Linked DNA regions of Homo sapiens: region 2 is linked to region 1. A link is a contact called in ENCODE Hi-C or POLR2A ChIA-PET data. All regions are on one chromosome and are shown on one strand. The core of a region is the stretch at or near the end of the contact, and the rest is flanking DNA. Distances in the headings are between cores, read along the strand shown. Region 1 holds the start of MAPK1 (mitogen-activated protein kinase 1). Region 2 holds the start of TOP3B (DNA topoisomerase III beta).

The links. Hi-C counts contacts between places; a loop is a spot of excess contacts on that map. ChIA-PET counts read pairs that join two places held with the same protein, here RNA polymerase II (POLR2A). Pooled maps may share reads with other maps.
Region 2: a loop to region 1 is called in a pooled map, with 5 times the contacts of the local background. The contact joins the promoter of TOP3B here to the promoter of MAPK1 in region 1. A Hi-C loop is called at or near these places in 7 of 50 pooled maps. POLR2A ChIA-PET finds 5 or more read pairs at or near these places in 3 of 52 experiments (A549, RWPE1 and WTC11).

The regions. Positions count from the first base shown.
Region 1 is chr22:21,866,395-21,871,909 of GRCh38, reverse strand. MAPK1 (mitogen-activated protein kinase 1) reads left to right here and starts at 4,265. Exons shown (of 9, transcript NM_002745.5): 1 at 4,265-4,588. The coding sequence starts at 4,470. RefSeq lists a silencer at 4,095-4,334.
Region 2 is chr22:21,979,596-21,984,706 of GRCh38, reverse strand. TOP3B (DNA topoisomerase III beta) reads left to right here and starts at 1,920. Exons shown (of 18, transcript NM_001282112.2): 1 at 1,920-1,977. RefSeq lists enhancers at 1,741-2,035, 1,533-2,519.

The DNA of each region.
Region 1 (5,515 bases), core at 3,016-5,515:
GGAGAATGGTTTGAGGCCAGGAGTTCAAAACCAGCCTGGGCAACAAGTGAGACCCCGTCTCTCTCTATTTTTTTTTTTTTTTTGAGATGGAGTCTCACTCTGTTACTCAGGCTAGAGTGCAGTGGTGTGATCTCTGCTCACTGCAACCTCCACCTCCTGAGTTCAAGAGACCTTCCCGCCTCAGCCTCCCAAGTAGCTGGGATTACAGGTATGAGCCACCATGCCTAACTAATTTTTCTGTATTTTTAGTAGAGACAGGGTTTTGTCATGTTGGCCAGGCTTATCTCAAACTCCTGACCTCAGGTGATCCGCCCACCTCGGCCTCCCAAAGTGCTGAATTATGGGCGTGGGCCACCGCGCCTGGCCCCCGTCTCCTTTTATATATAATTTTCCAAAAAAAAAAAAAAAAAAAAAAGATCTAGGAGGAATTAAGGCACTGGAGTGAATGAAATCATCTATGAAGGGTCAAAATCTACCCCTTCAAAGTGTTGTCAATCTTGTTCTATTTTCCTTTGTCTTTTAAGTGTTGCAGAGGAGAAATCTGAAGAAAGCCAGTTTTTAGCTTTTTTTTTGAGATGGAGTCTCGTTCTTGCCACCATCTATGAATCTATGAAGGGTCGAAACCTACCCCTTCAAAGTGTTGTCAATCTTGTTCTATTTTCCTTTGGCTTTTAAGTGTTGCAGAGGAAAAATCTGAATAAAGCCAGTTTTTAGCTTTTTTTTTTTTTAAATGGAGTCTCGTTCTTATCACCCAGACTGGAGTGCAATGGTGCAATCTCGGCTCACTGCAACCTATGCCTTCCGGGTTCAAGCGATTCTCCTGCCTTAGCCTCCCAAGTAGCTAGGATTACAGGTGCCAGCCATCATGCTCGGCTAATTTTTGTATTTTCAGTAGAGACAAGGTTTTACCACGTTGGCCAGGCTGGTCTCGAACTCCTGACCTCAGGTGATCCACCCGCCTCAGCCTCCCAAAGTGCTGGGATTACAGGTGTGAGCCACCTCGCCCAGCCATCTTTTTTTCCCCCGGAGACGGAATCTCACTCTGTTGCCCAGACTGGAGTGCAGTGGCACGATCTCGGCTCACTGCAACCTCCACCTCCTGGATTCAAGCAATTCTCCTGCCTCAGCCTCCCAAGAAGCTGGAATTACAGGCACACACCACCACACCCAGCTAATTTTTGTATTTTTAGAAGAGATGGGGTTTCGCCATGTTGGCCAGGCTGGTCTAGAACTCCTGACCTCATGATCCGCCCGCCTCGGCCTCCCAAAGTGCTGGGATTACAGGCACGAGCCACCGTGCCTGCTGGCCAGCTTTTTTATAAATAACATTTTTTTCCCTAATTGGGTCTATTAGTGTCTGTTCTTTATCCCTGAAACTTAATGATTTTCCCAGATTATGTGTTGTTGGTTTCTTCTTAATTTTTCTCAATCTCAGTGAACCCACTCTATTTCCCACCTCCACCTCAGACCTTTTTGCAACCTAAGGAAACTTTTCTCCTATTGTAATTTTGATTATTCGCTCTAACCGATTTGCTCTGTCTTCCTGTGGGGATGCCTAGAGTTAGAATCCCTAGATGCTGTCCATCCCCATTATCTTCTCTTACAGGATTCCATCACTTTGTTCTATATTCTTGAAAATTTTCTCATGTTTATCTTCTATATTGCTGATGTACTCTTCTGCATCAAGTCTACTTTTTTTTTTTTTTTTTTTGAGACGGAGTCTTGCTCTGTCACCCAGGTTGGAGTGCAGTGGCGTGACCTCGGCTCACTGCAAGCTCCGCCTCCCGGGTTGACGCCATTCTCCTGTCTCAGCCTCCGGAGTAGGTGGGACTACAGGCACTCGCCACCACGCCCGGCTAATTTTTTTTTTTTTTTTTTTTGTATTTTTAGTAGAGACGAGGTTTCACCATGTTAGCCAGGATGGTCTCGATCTCCTGACCTTGTGATCCGCCCATCTCGGCCTCCCAAAGTGCTGGGATTACAAGCGTGAGCCACCGCACCCGGCCTCTTTTTTTTTTTTTTTTTTGAGACGGAGTCTCACTCTGTGGCCCAGGCTGGAGTGCAGTGGCGCGATCTCAGCTCACTGTAACCTCTGCCTCCCGAGTTCAAGCAATTCTCCTGCCTCAGCCTCCCGAGTAGCTGGGACTACAGGCACACCGGCAGGCCCAGCTAATTTTTTGTATCTTAGTAGAGACGGGGTTTCACCATGTTGCCCAGGCTGGTCCCCAGTTTCTGAGCTTGGGCAATCTGCCCTCCTCCGCCTCCCAAAGTGCTGGGATTACAGGCGTGAGCCACCGCGCCCGGCCGGTTATTGTGGTTTTAATTTCATGGTACTCCATTTATCTTGGCCTGTTTTTTAAAAAAATATGCAATGTCCTCTTTTGAGAATAAGAATTAGGTATTTTCTTTTTATTATTATTATTATACTTTAAGTTTTAGGGTACATGTGCACAATGTGCTGGTTAGTTACATATGTATACATGTGCCATGCTGGTGTGCTGCACCCATTAACTCAAGAATTAGGTATTTTCTAAAATTGGGTCCTGCTTCATGGGCTAAATATATTTTGAAGGAGTAAATTTTGGCTGGAGCAGTTTATTCCTTTTCTCATGTGTCACATCCTTTTTCCCCCACAGGATTTTTTGTTTGTTTGTTTCTCTGTTTTAGAGACAGGGTATTGCTGTGTTGCCCAGGCTAGTCTTGAATTCTTGGGCCCAAGTTGGGATTACAGGCGTGAGCCACCACACCAGCTTCCACCAGAGAGTTAAACAAACAAACAAACAAAAAACTTTGTTTATTCTCCTTTGAGATTGACTAATTAATCTTTGTTGATGTCTAGAAGTCAAGAGTTGATGGTTTTAAACTTGGAAGAGTTGAACAAAGAGGATATAGGGTCTGCCGCTCTTCCTTCTCCCTCCAAACATGGCAGGGGAAAAGGTTCAGAAGCAGTGCCTGGGTCATTGTCCGTCTCGTTGTCTTAGCTTTCCTTGGTATCCACCTGCTTCAGGACTCTAATTTTTATTTTTTCAACCTCTGTTGTTTGTGACTGTTTCTTAACCTGGTGTGTCTCTTTTTCTCTAAACCTCGATGTTTTGGTTTTAGTGACTCTATCTTTGCATTTCTATTTCATTACCTGCTCTGTCAGCATTTCTGCCTATCTGTACCAATCTCGGTCTGTCTCTGAACGCAAATGTATCTCTCATGTGTTTCGACCCACCACCCCCTAATCCCTTACTCTCTGCTTTGTCCTCCTGCCTCAGCCTCCCAAGTAGCTGGGATGACAGGCGCCCACCACTGCGCCCGGCTAATTTTTGTATTTTTAGTAGAGACAGGGTTTCGCCATGTTGGCCAGGCTGGTCTTGAACTCCTGACCTCGTGATCCGCCCGCCTCGGCCTCCCAAAGTGCTAGGATTACAGGCGTGAGCCACCTCGCCCGGACTTAATTTTTGTATTTTTAGTAGAGACCTGGTCTCAAACTCCTGACCTCAAGTGATCCGCCCGCCTCGGCCTCCCAAAGTGCTGGGATGATAGGCGTGAGACACCGCGCCCTCCCTTCTGCTTTGTACTTCTTCATCGTACTTATCACAACTTGAGCATTACACGTATTTGTCTGTCTCCTCTCTCTAAAAGGTAACTTCTATAAGGGTGGATCCCCAGGAACATGGAGTGTGCTCAACAAACATCTGAACTAACCTGATTGGCGTATCCTCTCAGTGTCTCCTTTTAGTCTCGACAATTGTGTTTCACACTTTCTCAGTATGCAAATATCTTTCTCGGTCTGGGTCATGCCTTTCGGTTTCTGCCCCAGTGCAGAGGCCTCTAAGTTTATCAGCGTGTGGACCACAGATTCGCAGAGGCCTGAGCTGCGGCGCTGCCGGGATATGGCGCGTCGTCGGGCCTCAAGCACAGCCCGGGGTCCCTCGCTGGCTCTGTTCGGACCCTGCTCGGTCGCTCGCCTGGGCCCCAGCCATCTCTCACTTCAGCCCATGAGTTCTGCCCCACGTCTGTCTCCCTGGGTGTCTTAAGAGACGCGACCCGCACCGACGCCCCCGCGAATGCACCGCGAATGCACGTGACCGCGCCTAGTGGCGCCCCCTCAGTCAACGCCGTCGCAGTGCCCCTCCCGAAGCCCGCCGCTTCCGCCGGCCCGCGCGGCCCCGCCCCCAGCCGCGAGGAACCAATCCGCATGCACACTTCTTGTCCCCGCCCCGGCACCCTCCTCGGCGCGCGCCCCTCCCTCCGCCCGCCCGCCGGCCCGCCCGTCAGTCTGGCAGGCAGGCAGGCAATCGGTCCGAGTGGCTGTCGGCTCTTCAGCTCTCCCGCTCGGCGTCTTCCTTCCTCCTCCCGGTCAGCGTCGGCGGCTGCACCGGCGGCGGCGCAGTCCCTGCGGGAGGGGCGACAAGAGCTGAGCGGCGGCCGCCGAGCGTCGAGCTCAGCGCGGCGGAGGCGGCGGCGGCCCGGCAGCCAACATGGCGGCGGCGGCGGCGGCGGGCGCGGGCCCGGAGATGGTCCGCGGGCAGGTGTTCGACGTGGGGCCGCGCTACACCAACCTCTCGTACATCGGCGAGGGCGCCTACGGCATGGTGTGGTGAGTGTCCGCGACCGGCCACGCCCGGCCCCCCCACCGCCCGGGGCCGCAGCGGACGCAGCCTCGGCCTCGCCCGCGCCTCGGCCTCAGGCGCCGCGGCGACCTCGAACCCGGACTTCACCGCGGTCCGCGCGCCAGGGCTCGGGCGCGGCCCCGGGCCGGTTGAGGTTTAGGTGTTGTTGCTCGCGGTTCCCGGGCCTTCGGTCGCTCGGGAAGGGGCTCAGGGAGTGGCGCGGGGGGCGTAGGCCGGTACTAGTGGACCCTTGGCCCCGGGCGCAGCGCGGCCTTTAAAGTCTGGACCCTCGGGAAGGCAACGGAAGGGTCCCCACCCCTCAATTTGCTAGTATCATGGCCTTCTTTTGGACTTTCGATTGTAAAACTGTGAATTCCATCAGATGCTTGTCGGTGTTGGCGGCGGTGGCTGCTGAGGTCCTGAAAGCGTTTTGCCTCCGCGTGTGTGCAGAACACCGAAATAATCGTTTTTCTCTCTTCGCCTCTGTTTGCAGCCAACGGCTTTCATTAAATATCCTCAGCGGTGCTAATGGTGGTCTCCGCGCAGGCTTTCTAAAATGGATTACTGACGCCAGTGTTGGTGGCATATTTCCGTCTTGAAGTTTTTACTTCTAAGTGGATTTTAATATCGTACTGCTGGCGTTTCAGGAAGGATAAACTAACATTACTCTCTTGATTTGTTAAAGATCCGTTTAGAGTTGGGCCTAATTTGACTTTTTTTTTAGCCCCCAAGTGAGCTCTTTTACCAGCATAAATGCTCCCAGATGTTTTAGCCCAATTGCTATGGACTCCTGTTAATGATTTAGTGGTCATTATGTATGCAGCCTTAATGGAGTTCTTGCAGAATCACACGTAGACTCCCTCATCTTGATTCAGGTCCCTTAGAAAAGTGAAATGATAGTGACGGTTTTTTTT
Region 2 (5,111 bases), core at 671-3,170, 120 kb before region 1:
CTACATCTGGGTAAGCCCATAGTAAGTTGAAAATACCATAAGTCAAAAACGTACTTTCGAGTCACAATATTTTCAACTTAAGATGGGTTTATGTGGATGTAGTTCCATCTGAAGTTGAGGAGCATCTGTATTGTAAAGACAGTAATGGCAGGATTTGTGGGTGGTCCAGGATGCTCCCAGGCTCTGTCCCTGAGCAACCAGGAAGATGGAGTTGCCATTTTGGAGACGAAGAACCTACCAAGGTGTGGGTTTGGAATCAGGAGTTCTGCTTTGAAAGTGAAGTCTCACCGTGACTCATAATTTGTGACATTTCCAAACCTTAATTTGCCTATAGAACTTTTCTTTTTCCAGAGCCTCTATCCAGACTACTTATTATTTATCAAAATAAATTAGATAAATAAATAACTTAATTTTAGAATTCATCTTCCAGATATACTTTACACAGATCATTCCAATAAAGGCAGGTTGGGGCCCGGGACAGTGGCTCACCCCTGTAATCCCAGCACTTTGGGAGGCCGAGGCAGGAGGATCACTTGAGGCCAGGAGTTTGAGACCAATCTGGGCAACATAGTGAGACCCTCCCCCTAGACCCCATCTCTACCAAAAAAAAAAAAATTAATTGGCTGGGCTTGGTGGCTGGCACCTGTGGTCCCAGCTACTGGGGAGGCTGAGGTGAGAGCATCGCCTGACGCCAGGAGATCGAGGCTGCAGTGAGCTGTGATCTCGCTACTGCGCTCCAGCCTGGGTGACAGAGTGAAACCCTGTCTTTAAAAAAAAAAAAAAAAAAACAGCAGGTTGGGAAAATCTACAAGGAACAAGGGCAATGTGTGTATGTTATTTAAAATAAGATCATAAAACGTATTTTAAACCTTCCATAATCCTAATGCTCTAACAAATAAATTAGTTGGCCGAGCGTGAAGAGTCACACCTGTAATCCCAGCATTTTGGGAGGCCGAGGGAGGCGGACCACCTAAGGTCAGGAGTTCAAGACTAGCCTGGTTAACACGGTGAAACCCCCGTCTCTACTAAAAATATAGAAATCTTTGGGAGGCCAAGGCGGGCGGATCACGAGGTCAGGAGATCGAGACCATCCTGGCTAACACGGTGAAGCCCCGTCTCTACTAAAAAAATACAAAAAATTAGCCCGCGTGGTGGCAAGCGCCTATAGTCCCAGCTACTTGGGAGGCTGAGGCGAGATCATCGCTTGAACCCGGGAGGCGGAGGTTGCAGTGAGCCGAGATTGCGCCACTGCACTTCAGCCTGGGCAACAGAGTGAGACTCCGCCTCAAAAAAAAAAAAAAAAATATATATATATATGTATACACACACATATATATACATACACATATAAATTAGCTGGGCGTGGTGGCGCACGCCTGTAATCCCAGCTATTTAGGAGGCTGAGGCAGGCGAATTGCTTGAACCTGGGAGGCGGAGGTTTCAGTGAGCCGAGATCACACCACTGCACTCCAGCCTGGGCGACAAGAGTAAAACTCTGTCTCAAAATAAATAAATAAATAAATAAATAAATAACTTAATTTTAGAATTCATCTTCCAAATATATTTTACACAGATCATTCATTCATTCCACAGATTTTTTTACAGCATCGAAAAGAAGCCTGCTATACACACATCGGTACATTTTTATTATTTTAATTATTAACAGCATAAATGTTTTCATGCCAGTTTTCATAATCATTGTAATGATAATTGTCATGATTGTCTCTCCGTGGCGGGGAAGAATCTGGGTGCAGGGCTTGGGGATCCCTGCGGTCCGCGGCGTGCAAGTGCCACTCCCTGGGGTGCTCCCGGAATCCGCGAGCCACGGAACCTAAGAACGCCGACCCGCCGGAGCCGGAGGGCAGACGCTGGCACACCGGACGCGGGGACGCCAGAAGCGGCTGGACCCGGAAATAGGGGTTGTCGGTAGCCGCCCCGGGAACAAGGACCGGAGCTGGATCCGCGGTGCGGCTGTGGGTGAGCGGCGGGCTGCGGGACCCTCGCCCGGCGGCTCAGAAAGGCGGGAAGCGCACGCATTTTTCTGGCTTGTTTCCTGAACGTTGGCCGGCGGAGGACCCGCGAGCTCGGGAGAGCGCCCGGGCCGGGCTCTGCATTCTTGTTGCCTCTTCCCTGGCGGGGGTGATACTCTCCCGCGGGGCTTGCTGTGGGGGTTCAGGGAGGTGGAGATGGGCCCGCCATGTGCCTGCAGGGAGCAGGCGCTGTGGTTAATACTTTTCTTCTTCGAACCCTCCCACAGCTCTTTAGGGTGAGATCTGCTGTACCAGTCTCACAGGTAGGGAAACTGAGGCTCAGGGAAGCTGTGCAGCCACCGGGGCCCAGATCGGTGCGGTACACACCCAGGCAGCTTCCACTCGCCGCCCCCTAGGCCCTGGCTGGGTTTTGAGGGCACCCAGGTTCTCTGACCTGTTATCTGTAAATGAAGTAGGGTACTTTTGTGAACAAATTAGCTGGAATCCAGGGGCAATAATTTCTCGCAGAAGTGAAAGGTAAGATGTTCCTAGTCTTGCCTTTTTATCTTCTCACCTTTTGAAACAGGACCTGAGAGGCCAGCCTAACTTGGGCTTGATGGCCAGCCAGTCCTGGGATTCTTTTGCCAAGGTCACCTGACACTAGTGTGACTTGTTCTGAACCTCCATTTACTCACAGTTTTAAAAAATTACAACACCTGCCTTATGGGGTTGCTGGCGAGATTGAATAGTGTTGATAGCTATGGTGTGCCTACTACAAAGGAGGAGCTTAAGAAATGGTTGTTTCCCTCTTTTCCTGATTCTAGAAGCATTTGGTAAAGTTACTGAGGTGGTAAATCCTAGGAATTTTAATGCTATTCAGACCACTGCTAGGCCTACTCCCAGGCCACATCTGCTTGTTTCTTTTTTTGTTTGTTTTGTTGCAGGCAGAGTCTCACTCTGTCACCCAGGCTGGAGTGCAGTGGCGCGATCTCAGCTCACTGCAACCTCCGCCCCCGGGTTCAAGTGATTCTCCTGCCTCAGCCTCCTGAGTAGCTGGGATTACAGGCATGCGCCACCACGCCCAGCTAATTTTTGTATTTTTAGTAGAGACCAGGCTTCACCATGTTGGCCAGGCTGGTCTTGAACTGCTGACCTCGGGTGATCCACCTGCCTCAGCCTCGCAAAGTATTTGCTCACTGTCTATTTACCGTGAGAATGCACAAAGCAAAACCCGTGTTCTCCTGCTGCTTACTTACTTTCTAGGAGCTGTAAGACAAGAGCTGAATAAGTAGATGGAAGCTGTACCAAGTGTAGTGATGAGTGCTACAAGGAAGCAAAGCTGGGCTGCTGTTCCATCAGAGTGCTCACAGAGGCAGGACAGGATCAGGCTTGGGGCACGGGTTCTAGAACAACCAAGTCCAGCCACTGGAGCTCTGGTCTCTCTGACCCCACAGTCCCAGTCTAGGCCAATAAAATGGCAGCACCTATTAGCATCCCTGCCTAGGATGCTGGCAGGACTGCCTGGTCCCTGGTGTGTCCTCATTATGTCATACATAATTGCTGACTACTCTGTGGCATAGACATGAGAAAATCTGAGGAAACATTTTAGGACAAAATTTCCTACTTTGGAAGAGATGGGAAACTCAGACCCTCACAGAACAATGCCCCTCTGCTGCGAGTTTTCCCTTTTGGCCTCTGGCTTCCCAGGGTGAGAGAAGGGGAGTCCCTAAATCTCTTTTAAACCTCACTTCTGGGCCTCTGATTTTGGTAGAATCAAAACTTCCCCAGAACGGAGAGCAGAGGCCAGTCATAATCACCTTGGTTGTTCATTCATTCCCTCAGCAGGCATTTAGTGCATGCTGGGTGCCAGAAATATGGCAATGAACCTGACAATTGTGGGAGAGACAGACTGCTGACGCCAGATGCAGTCTTCAGGAGGGGAGGGGCAGGGGTCAGAGCAAGTAGACTAAGGGGGAAAAGTGGCCTAGGCCGAAGCCTGCTGGCGCACAGGGAGGAAAGGTGGGTGCGCAGCAGAGCCTTGGGAGATGCAGCTGGAGCTGTCATGGGCCAGAGAGCTCATCTGCAGACAGTGTCGTCATTCCACAAGGCCTCGGCTCTTTCACTGTGGGATGGTTGTACATTTAAGGGGAACATCCACTTACTTATTTTGAGGAAAAAAGCAAATTGTCATTTTATTTGGGACAGCTTTCTGGTCAAGATTACTGATTTCACTGTAGTCCTGTGATCTCTTAAGTGGGGAACAAGGTTGACAGCCCAAGGCCGACCTTGGACCTCTTCCCCTGCACAGCATGATGAGCAGCAGAAGCCCCTTTAGTGAGGGAGTTCCTTTGGCATCCTTTCTGAACAATGCCCTTTACAACCCTCCTTTATTTTTCTGGTTTTATTGTAAAGTCCCTTGTCTTAGTTCTTGTCCCTCAGTCACCTGTGTCCAGGCGCTAAATGTAAAAGGTGCAAAAGGGAATGTGGTGAGGAGGCACCCCCAGCCCTGACCTCCAGGCCCTAACACCCACTCCAGGTGATTGCTTGGACTGTTTGTTTTGCGTTCCATCCAGACATATCGCCTCTTCATAATCAAGTGCACACGTGTGCACACATATGTGTGATCACAGATGGCAGTGCTCTCTACACACCGTTACATGCCCAGCTTTCTTAGCATGATTTATTTCAGTGATCTGATCCACGTTAGTATGTACCAAGCAGATGCTTTCCTTTGTAATGCTGCCAGGTGCTCTACTGTAGAGAATGCCATGCTTTTTTTTTTTTTTTTTTTTTTTGGAGATGGAGTCTCACTCTGTCGCCCAGGCTGGAGTGCAGTGGCGCAATCTCGGCTCACTGCAAGCTCCGCTTCCCGGGTTCACACCATTCTCCTGCCTCAGCCTCCCGAGTAGCTGGGACTACAGGCGCCTGCCACCATGCCCAGCTAATTTTTAGTATTTTTAGTAGAGACGGGGTTTCACCACGTTAGTCAGGATGGTCTTGATCTCCTGACCTCGTGATCTGCCCACCTTGGCCTCCCAAAGTGCTGGGATTACAGGCGTGAGCCACCGCGCCCGGCCAGAGAATGCCATGCTTTTATTTAACCACCTCCCTGTTGACAGACACCAGCTTGTTTCTAACCTT